2 separate regions of the Homo sapiens genome follow, and region 2 is linked to region 1. Evidence: chromatin loops called from intact Hi-C (ENCODE). Cell type or tissue: IMR-90. All regions are shown on one strand. Links, peaks and the distances in the headings refer to the core of each region. The heading gives the core; the rest is flanking DNA.

The links. A loop is a pair of places that touch in the nucleus more often than their neighbours do. Peaks named below come from ENCODE experiments on the same cell type or tissue, not always from the same donor. Only the 100,000 strongest peaks of a DNase experiment are listed, where the experiment ranks them.
Region 2: it touches region 1 in a loop (5-fold over the local background); 2 of 110 quality-filtered maps call a loop at or near these places.

What each region holds. Positions count from the first base shown.
Region 1 is chr12:118,402,312-118,407,687 of GRCh38, forward strand. It overlaps SUDS3 (SIN3A corepressor complex component SDS3), which reads left to right. Exons shown (of 12, transcript NM_022491.3): 10 at 1,101-1,206. Among named protein-coding and RNA genes, the nearest start is that of SUDS3, 28 kb to the left of the region's middle. RefSeq lists an enhancer at 2,687-2,736. In IMR-90, for the core only: a CTCF peak has its summit at 2,795 (motif pointing right); a DNase peak (open chromatin) is centred at 2,790.
Region 2 is chr12:118,977,215-118,982,590 of GRCh38, forward strand. SRRM4 (serine/arginine repetitive matrix 4) reads left to right here and starts at 4,327. Exons shown (of 13, transcript NM_194286.4): 1 at 4,327-4,799. The coding sequence starts at 4,669. In IMR-90, for the core only: a CTCF peak has its summit at 2,745 (motif pointing right); no DNase peak of the experiment used is centred there.

The DNA of each region.
Region 1 (5,376 bases), core at 230-5,229:
TGAAAATGAAACCAGAAGGATTTTTAAGTATTACTGGCTTTCTAAAGCCAAGTCCTAGGCAGTTCTGCTCCCGTGGCTTTTCGTGGCCTGACTCTGGTAAGGCATTCCAAGGCTGCTCTGACTCGCAGTTCATAGAAGAGACCAACCAGCTCAGTATTCATAGTTGTTCCTTCCGGAACAGCACTTGAGATCATCAGTGCTAGCTGCCAACTAGAATTCTGAATTGGTGACATCTTTTTTTTGTTTAAAGCACCATGATTACTCGATTACTCGATTACTCACACATCCCTCTACTTACTGAGTCTTGTGGAAGAAAACAAGAGTCTTCTTTTTCTAGGTAATATCTTCCTGGGGGCCACTGCGGTCCACAGACATCCTGACCTTCTGAGGCACGATGGGGAGGGGTGAGGGAGTTGTGTGAGTGTAAAGTTAGTAGTTCTTTAAGTGATTCCTTTTTTTTTTTTTTGGATTATGGAGTCTTGCTCTGTCGCCAGGCTGGAGTGCAGTGGCGTGAACTCGGCTCAGTGCAACCTCCGACTCCCAGGTTCAAGTGATTCTCCTGTCTCAGCTTCCCAAGTAGCTAGGACAACAGGCATGTGCCACCACACCCAGCTAACTTTTGTATTTTTACTAGAGATGGGGTTTCACCATGTTGGCCAGGATGGTCTCATCTGTTGACCTCGTGATTCACCTGCCTCAGCCTCCCAAAATGCTGGAATCACAGGTGTGCGCCACCGCACCCTGCTGAAAACGATTGCATTTTTAAGAGATTTTCATAATACTTGCCCTTTGATCACCAGGGCTTTAGTCCTACTCTAAGTGACCTTATGTATTTGCACATTTGACCTTAATCTTCCTGAAACCCAGGTGTCTCTTCCATTTGAGAGGCTAATCTGCCTTGCCTACTTCCCAGGGTTGCTTTGATGATCAAGTTTAGATGGAATATACAAGAGTTTTGCTGAAATCCCATGCATTATCACTGTAAGGGCTCAGTGATGATTATTACCACATTCTGATAGTGTTTCAATTAAAGCATGTTAACTGGTAGACTCGCATGTGTTTGTTACATTCTTAGTCACGTAAGTATTGGTTTCCTCCAGCATCTCCATCCTCTCCTGAGCACTTGCCTGCAACACCCGCGGAATCTCCAGCCCAGAGGTTCGAAGCTCGGATAGAAGATGGCAAACTGTACTATGACAAAAGATGGTATGTTATGGGAAAACCTGGACTAGTAAGAGTCTCATATGAACCACTTGGAAAGAGGGCTGGGGCTATTGTAGTTATTTCAGATCACGGCTGCTGCTAAACTTACATAGTACTAAAAGTAGAAACCCATTAAAAAATGTATTAGCAGTCATTTAATCAATACTTCCGGTGGATCTTTGAAAGCAGCGTTTCCCAAAACCATGTTCTGCTCCCCTTCCTTCTCCATTCTGGTGTCTCTGTACTAGAATTTGCAGGCTGGTATCTTGTGTGGTACCCCTGCCAACTGGGGCTGGGGTGTATGTCCCCCCTCTGACCCCTCTTACCTCTGCTCCTGTGTGCTAAGGTTAATAGGTGCTCTTCGGATTAAAGGATTTTGTGGTCAAATCAGTTTGGGGGATGATCATGTTAATTAAGATAAGTGGGTTGCTCCCTTGTAGTACCCTTTGGGTCCTGCGATATGCTAATGTACACTGTGAATTTCTAAGATGTTATTAGATGTTTTTTGATGACACATACCCTTTTTTCTTACATGATCCAGCTGCAAAAGTGGTCAAGGACACTTGCTTGGGGGAACTGTATCCTAAAACATTCCTAGTTTGTTTTTTGTTTTTTGAGACGGAGTCTTGCTCTGTCGCCAGGCTGGAGTGCAGTGGCGTAATCTCGGCTCACTGCAACCTCCGCCTTCCAGGTTCAAGCGATTCTCCTGCCTCAGCCTCCCGAGTAGCTGGGATTGCAGGCACCCGCCACCATGCCCAGCTAGTTTTTGTATTTTTAGTAGACACGAGGTTTCGCCATGTTGGCCAGGTTGGTCTCGAACTCCTGACCTCACATGATATTACTGCCTTGGCCTCCCAAAGTGCTGGGATTACAGGCATGAGCCACTGTGTCCTGCATTCCTGGTTTACATTGAAGACTCTTTGAAACGTTCAGACCGCCTAGCATTTTTCATTGGAAAGGTAATGGCAAAACAGTATGAAAGAACCTTAAAAGCTCATACTTTTGTTCATTCAACAAACATTTCTTCTGTTCTGTATTACGCTTTCTGCTAGATATGAAATGGATACTGCCATCATTTCTCAGGTCTTTTCATTCTGATATATTTCTTTTTATTCTTTATCCATATGCAGGCATAGTCTATTCATTCTAAGGCATAGTGGACATACGGTTTGCTTTGCCTTTCTGTTTGGTTATATTGAGAATGTTTTTCTGGGTTACTGTAAGGTGTCTCATTATCATTTATAATGGCTATATAATGACCCTTTGAGTTTCAGTATCTAACCAAAAGTTCCAAAATTGGGGTAATGATTATTTATTTTGAATTCTTAAAAAAACCCAGCATTGTGTTAGGTTGGTTACCCGATAACATTGTACTTGTCAAAAATGCTTAGGGTTCTAGTCATGGCCGAAGTAAATCATTTCCACCTATTAAGTTGCAGTGAGTTAATTGCCCAGTAGATGCTGGAGGCTGGCTTTATCTCTAAGGCTGATCTTGATGACTTCTTCCCCTCTGAGTTGGTGTTCTTTGGCATTCTTCAGAAAGGTCGGTTTGTGTTATATCTTAACATTATGTCTCAGAACACATCGCCACTAGGTGGCAGGCTCTAACAGCTTAACACTGAGAAGGGCAAAATGAGATGAAAAATGTTTCTAATAATGAAAACCAAATAACCTTTAAAGATCAAGCCCACACATAAGAACCATCTTTGAAAATGATGAGATTTATCACTAACATTTTTACAAATCTATGAGTCTTAAAGCCATGTGATATTTCCAGTGATGTTCATTTTGTAATTGTGTTGCTTTGAATCTTCCTCTTTCTAAGCTTAATCCTCAGACTTTACGAGACATGTCTTGAGGGTGAAAATGCAGTAAAATAAAATTCTTGTTTTTTTAAAGAAGAGATCCACAATGTCTGGTGTTTCCTAATGTAAACAAAATGATCAGATTTGATGTGTTAGAACTCCTAAGCATTTTGAAGGAATTTTCACCATCTTTCTTACATTAACAGCAGAAATTTAGAAAATAATGTCACTGGATGCATTTTACTTTTTCAGTGAAATTGAAATTGCTTATTCTCTTGTTAAATATACTTTGAGAATGTTGTTTTTTTTCTCTATTCTGTATACTTTTCATTTTTGGCCTTGGCAGTCAGAGATCATAATGCAGTTGTTGAAGGTGGGTCTCCCTCTTCCCCAATGACAATTGAAAAGTGTTCCTGGGAATACTGGCTGAGGTGTTCACTGGTGCAGTGCCAGCCTCTCCCATCTCACCAGGCTCATGTTTGGCTTTTGTATCAGTTTGGAGGTTTTGTTTTTCTTTCTTTGGCAGACGTGGCCTGTGGCTGAGAGGTCAGCTACATTGCTTTATGCTCTTTCCAGAGGGTATGGAGTATTTTGGTGCAGCCGTATTTTTGGCAGAAGATGTCTTCCTGAGTTTTAAATGACTTCAGCAAAACAAATGGGATTCAGGCATCGCATCTTGGTGTGAATACTTGCCAAGCTCCCTTTCATTTTGAAAGATAAGGATCTTCCCTTTGCCTTGGTCTTATACTGCTTTTAAGGCATTCTATATCATGCTATGTAAATTTGCCTCACATTTTGATTTGGACTAATGATCTCTCAAAAAATACTGTGAAAAAGTAGCTGATATTTGAAAATAACTAATTGATGGTACGGGTGGACTTCTGTTTTTCTCTCCTTGTTTTAAATCTGGGGCTGCCTGTGAGTCAGAAACGAAGCCACCCACTTGCTCAAGAGCATTTTCCCCTTCAGCCTTCGGTCGACACAAAAGACTTAAAACAGTGAATATTTACCAGTAGAATTGGGACTCCTTGAGGTTCTGTAGCTATAACGTGGACTCACTTATTGGGGAAATAAAGTGTTAATACCAGGATTCTCAGTAGGATACAAAATTAAATTAATTTTCCTACCTCCTCGCCCCACTTTTGTGTCCACCTTCTTAAGAAATTGCTTTTCGAAAATAGTACAGTAGTGGTAATTTCTAGTTTTGTTCGGTTTAATAGTAGAGGTTCAAAGCTTTAAGAACTTAATTGTAGAGATTCCCAGGTCAGAATTTCCATTAGTTACAAAGTAATAGAGTCAGTTTGACATTTGGGGCTTAGTCTTTGAGGCTATTTAAATATCTTTTTTCAGCAGCTGAGTTGCAGCTTGTAAAACAGGTTAATTGGCCTAAAAAAAAAACGCACATTTTTACTACCCTGTTGATGTTGCTTCGTAGCACATTTTATATCTAAACATATTTTTAAATTTCTTCCCCCCCCTTTGATTTTTCTTTAGAAATTAAAAAGTAAATTCTTATGTTAAGGTTGTCACATACTTCTTGGTTTCATCTTTAACCGCCCCCGCCCCCCCATATGAACACTTCATTTTTTATTTTTTTGAGACAGGGTCTCACTGTCCCCCAGGCTGGCATGCAGTGGTGTGATCATAGCTCACTGGAGCCTTGATCCCCCTGGCTCAAGCGATCTTCCCACTTTGGCCTCCCGAGTAGCTGGGACTACAGTCCTCCATTACCATGCCTGGCTAATGTTTTTTTGATTTTTAGTAGAGATGAGGTCTTGCTATGTTGCCCAGGCTGTCCTCAAACTCCTGAGCTGAAGTGATCCTCCTGCCTCAGCCTCCCAAAGTGCTGGGATTACAGGTATGAGCCCTGAACACTTTAATATCTAAGGACTTATCTTTTCAGAGAATTCAAATAATTTAATAGATTTGGTATCTAGGGATAATGGTTCCCCCAAGACATCGTGTAGTGCATGAGGATCCCTTGAAGGTCTCAGAGACTGCGGTTCAGGAGGGACCTGGTGATCAGTTGGTTTGGAAGTTGGCTGCTTTGGGAAGCATGTTGGCCACCTCTACTTTGGAGCAAATAGGGACCAATGGTGGACATTCAGGCCACCACCATTCAGTGATTCCAAAGGAGGCGGATCTGGGAGGTGGCCACATTCCCAAGTTCCAGACCACTTCCCAGAGGTAATAGACCAGCTTGCATTGTTTACTCTGGGTGTTCGCTTTTAAGTCAGTTGAATTTCTTGGGTTTGGGTTCTAAGTACCACTGAAGGAAAATACAATGCATCTCATGAGAATTGTTGGAATAGCCTTCCAGAGTCAGCTGTTTTCTTTAAAAGACCTTTGTGAGGATATGATACATGGA
Region 2 (5,376 bases), core at 318-5,317, 570 kb after region 1:
AAACTATTAGTAGTGGCTATCTAGAAACTGTGTGTTAAGAAGGATTCTGAGGGTCGGTCTGAGAAAGAGTATTGTGAAGGATCAGTGATGTCTACCATCAGTATAGCACAGAGGGCAAGGAATAATTGTGCCATAAGTTTATATTCATTAACCAGCATATTAATAGGTCCTTGTTTATGGGGTGGGCTGGCTTGCATCTGGGGAAACAGAAAGCAATACCCGGAAGGAATGAGGCACAAGATGGTTCTATTTTAATAAAGTGATGGAGGAACTGGAGTTCACGTTATATTGGAGAAGCCAGACCTAAAGCAGAAGTCACTGTGATAAGATGAAAAGGGGACAAGTGTTAGTCAGTGGAGACCCAGAAGGAGAATTAGGCTGTGAACTGCTTCAGGGAAGGGACTATGTCTGGTTTGTCTTTGAGTCCTCCGTGCCCAGGACTGTGCCTGGCCAAGATGCAAGATTGGGCATCAGTTAATGATTATTGAACTGAATATGGCCTGACTTAACATAGTAACAGGTGATTATTCCAAGATCATGAGCAAGAAGAGCTACCATTGAATGGTCACTTGCTATAAACTGGACAATTTATTAAGTCCTTTACCAGTAATATTTCATTTAATCTTCCCAACCACGATGTGATATCTCCACTTTTGCAAATGAGGAAACAAAGGCAGAGGTTAGTTATTAGCCCAAGCTCATACAGCTACAAAGTGGCAGAGCTGGGCTTCATATCCTAGTTCTCTCTAAATCCACAGGCTGGGCTTTTAACCACTTGAGTAATTGATATTTTTGAGTAAACTGTGTTTCAGACACATTCTAGAACCTGTATGTGTGTTAATTCCTTCAATCCTCACAGCTAGTTCATCTAAACATATTATTTATAATCTTTATAGAATCTTCATGAAACCCCATCTCTACTAAAAATACAAAAAAAATTAGCTGGGCCGTCGTGGCAGGCGCCTGCAATCCCAGCTACTAGTGAGGCTGAGAAAGGAGAATGGCTTGAACCTGAGAGGCGGAGGTTGCAGTGAGCTGAGATCACACCACTGCATTTCAGCCTGGGCAACAGAGCGAGACTCTGTCTCAAAAAAAAATTCTTCATAGTATTGATAAAGAAACTGTGACATAGGCAAGTGAAATCCCTCCTCCAACATTACACAGCTAGGAAATGGCAGAGCTGGAATTTGAAGCCAGGCATTCTGGATTCCAAGTCCTGAACTGATTACTGCAGACTCCCAATTTAGGAACCTCAACACCAGGTGCTTCTAAGTATGTGACTCATTGTTATCTGATTTATTTTTAAATGGTGGTCCATCCTGATATGCGTAGTATCCCACTCCATCCTCCACCCCACCAAGCAAAAACAGAAACTGTATTTTTCACAAATTTCCTTTGCTTCCTACAGGATCACCCTGGGGAAGTCACTTGGTCATCCTCAACTTCTTCATGTTTAAAACAGAGTAAGATCGAATAGCAGGTCTACGTTTTTTAACTTTTATTTTAAGTTCAGGGGTACAAGCGCAGGTTTGTTACATAGGTAGACTTGTGTCACGGGGGTTCGTCGAACAGATTATTTCATCACCCAGGTATTTAGCCTAGTACCCATTAGTTATTTCTCCTGATCCTCTCCCTCCTCCCAACTTCCACCCTCCAAAAGGCCCCAGTGTGTGTTATTCCCATCTATATGCCCATGTGTTCTCATCATTTAGCTCCCATTTATAAGTGAGAACATGTGGTATCAGGTTTTCTGTTCCTATGTTAGTTTGCTAAGGATAATGACCTCCAGCTCCACTCATGTCCCTGCAAAGGACATGATATTCTTTTCATGGCTGCGTAGTATTCCATGGTGTATATGTACCACAACTTCTTTATCCAGTCTATCACTGATGGGCATTTAGGTTGATTCCATGTCTTTGCTATTGTGAGTAGTGCTGCAGTGAACATACACATGCATGTGTCTTTATAAAAGAATGAGCAGGTCTACTTTTAGTTCTTTGAGAAATCTTCATACTGTTTTCCATAGTTGTTGTACCAATTTACATCCACACCAACAGTGTATAACTGTTCCCTTTTCACTGCATCTACACCATCTATTTTTTTTTTTTACTTTTTAATAATGGCCTTTTGGGGGTAAGGTACTATTCGGGTGACAGGTATGTAAAAGCCCAGACTTCATCACTATACAATTCATCCATGTAACCAAAAAACACTTGCACCCTTAAAGCTATTGAAATAAGATAAATAAATAAAATAGAATAAGATCAGCTTTCTCTCCCACCTCATCTGGCTACGATGGGATTTTAAAAAGGCAATGTTTTGCATATGGGAGCTCTATCAACATTTTAGGGATTAGGAGCAGGCACACAACTGGAAGATGTTGACTGATCTTGTGGGGGTAGGATCCCACCTACCTCTCTCCTGCAAGTGACTCAGTTCATACCCTAAATGTCATGACTAAGGTTAGTTTTAAAGATGCCAGTCTGCTACCTATAAGAAGCCAGCTCTAGATTGCATTTACAATGATACCAACTTCTGGGTGGGAAACGGGGGTCTAGCCCAATCAGGGAATGGGGGATTTGGGGCGCAAGGTAAGAGGGAGAGGAAGGGAAGGGGTTAGCCTAGTCTCCACTTTGCTCCATCTCCAACCTTCCCAGGCCTGACCCCCACCTCTGGGCCCTCTCCCCCGGCAACCCACATAAGAAGCCAGCAAATGCACCTCTCGTTGTTGACCAGAAGGGGTCACTGCAGAGCAAGTAGCGCTCTCAGGCACTCAAATAAGCGGACGCAGGCGTGTCGAACACACACACTTCAAACGTAGATACCCTTTGGGGCGGGTACTCATTTACTCCAAGGTTCTTTCTTCTCCTGCCCCATCTTATCCTCTCTGTTGGCCTCTTCATCTTCACCTCCTAGTTACCTCCTGTTCCCCTTCAGAGAATTTCTGGAGTTCCCATTGTTCTCCCGACCCCCCCGCCCTACCCCGCCCTCATTGGGTCCCCATTGCTATCTGCTTTAGCAAAGAGCAGGAGTTTATTCTCGCTGTGACTGGGACTCAGCACCAGGTGCTTGGAGGCATTTAAGACTGAGCGAGGCCTCCTTCCAGGAATTTACAGCCTGGAAAGTGGAAGCGGGGTTGGGGGGAGGGGGAGGGCGTTAGGTGGGAGATGGGGGAGTAACAACTCTGCTAAGATTAAAAGGCTTCCAGGAAGGCAAGGGCTGAGGGGTCCCGCCACGATCTCTTTTTTTTATAATGAAAACCCTGGGGGAAAACAAGAGTCATTCTAACCAGATCTTCTGTGTCTGGGGTTGATTTGGGATTCTAAACCTCCACTTGCTTGGGATTACGATTGAACTGCGAGGCGGTAAGGAGATGGGGAGGAGAGACCGAAAAGTAACTATCCCCCTGCTAATCCTCGAGATTTTCCTCTCCAACCCTCCCACTAAGCGCTTTCTTTTCCAAAACGTACTCCTTTCCCGAGACTAGCGGCATTAGGAAAAGTGGCTGCAGGCGGATTCCCCAGGAGTGGATGGGGGTGGGGTGGGGTGAGATGGGAACTCTTTCCTCTGGACGGGGTTGGCGGCGGGGACGCTGGGCAGGCCGGCTGTGAGACACAAAAGAGATACCCTTGACAGCTCCGCATGCACAGATGTAACGCTGCGCCCCTTGGCGGGCGGGGGCCCTGCTCGGCAGATGGCGAGAAGCCGAATTGGTGAGGGATTGTCTATCAAATGGCACTTTCTGGGTGGTGGAGACCTCGCTAACCCCCGGCGCAAAGAGGAACGCAGGGCACCCTCTGTACCGGCCTAGGCCGTGTCTCCCAAAAGTGAGGGTCTGGGGGAGGCCGGCTGGGGTGGATAGATTAAGTTTTTTACGAGCCCCCCCAACCCCCCCCCCCCCCCCACGCAGAAGATCAGCTACAAGACTTGCGAAGGGGCTGGAAAGAAAGGTGGCCTGGCCCAAAGGGGGCACCCAGGAAAGGGCTGAGGAAGGCCAGCGATGATGGGAGAGGAGAGGGGCCTGGGAAGCAGGATCTCCTGCCTGGCGCAGATTGGGGTGCCAGGATGGCTTCTCAGAGGGATCAGCGCTGCAACTCGGTCGCCGCGGGGCCCTGGTGACAGGCGCACGCCCCGCCCTTTCTCCTCCCAAGACCTGCGGGCTTTTGTTATGCAGATGGCGGCAGGAGGCTGAGCCTGAGGAGGAGGGGGTTGGTGGGGAGGAGGAGAGACGGAGAGGGGGGAGGAAAGTGCAGCTCGCGCGACCAGCCTCCTCTTCCAACGTCACATTGTGCGAGAGACAAAACCCGGGCGCGCCGGAGCTCACACGCGCACGCACACACATCCGACCCCGTCGCCTCTTCTCTCCTGGTGCTGCCCAGAAAGCCAGCCCTCCCTTCCCTTCTTGGGGCGCAGAGGCTCAGCCAGCTCAGAGCGCAGCCTGGAGCCGACCCAGAAGGGCGAAGAAAGCCCAGCGGACGAGCCTCCTTTCTCTGCTGCCTGCCCGGGCTGGGGCGTCCCATCCCCCGCCCTGAACTCCGATCTCTCCCACCCCACCCCTCTCTGGGTTTCACCCGGACAGAGCCGGGAGCTGGGTGTCGCCCCCGTTTGGAATCCACGTTTCAGCACTTTGGACAGCGCCCCGGACGCCCCGGCCCCTTTGGGTTGGCGATGGCGAGCGTTCAGCAAGGCGAGAAGCAGCTTTTTGAGAAGTTCTGGCGAGGAACCTTCAAAGCGGTGGCCACCCCCCGTCCCGAGAGCATCATTGTCGCCAGTATCACGGCCCGCAAGCCGCTGCCAAGGTAATGATCTCCTTCTTAGAAGGGGGGATCCTGAAGGTCCTCCTTTCTGGCCTGTGCCCCAGAGCCCGGAGGGGTGGATGCAGGCAGCCGGGCCAGGGCGCCTGTCTTTTCCCGTCACTACTCGGCGGCTCCCGCTGAAACATGGGAACTCATTGCTTGTGTGAGGTGGAAGATGGTGAGAAGGGACAGGAATTCTTTGGGGGAAAGCAACGCTTATTGGACCCCCGTAGCTCCTATTCAAGAGGTTTTGCTACCTGAGGGTGGGCGGTGCAGATGGGGTACGACTTGACTGAAAAACTTTTCTTGGTGTCACAGAGTCCAGAGGGCAGGTGGGCCAAGGAATGGTGGATTTGAGATGTTTGGGGGGTGTTGTACCAGAAAAGGAGAACTGAGCCAGCTCAAGCAGCGTTCAGAGATAGCACACATTTCCATCCTCGGCTCGGAAACTAGCGAGCTTTGAACATTTTTGACAAAAGCCCATATGCTGTTCCCTCAAATACACCCAAAACAGCACCCTCCTCCACGCCTTTCTGGCGGCTGCTGCCGCTGCTGCTGAATTCTCTCCTCTCCAGCATCC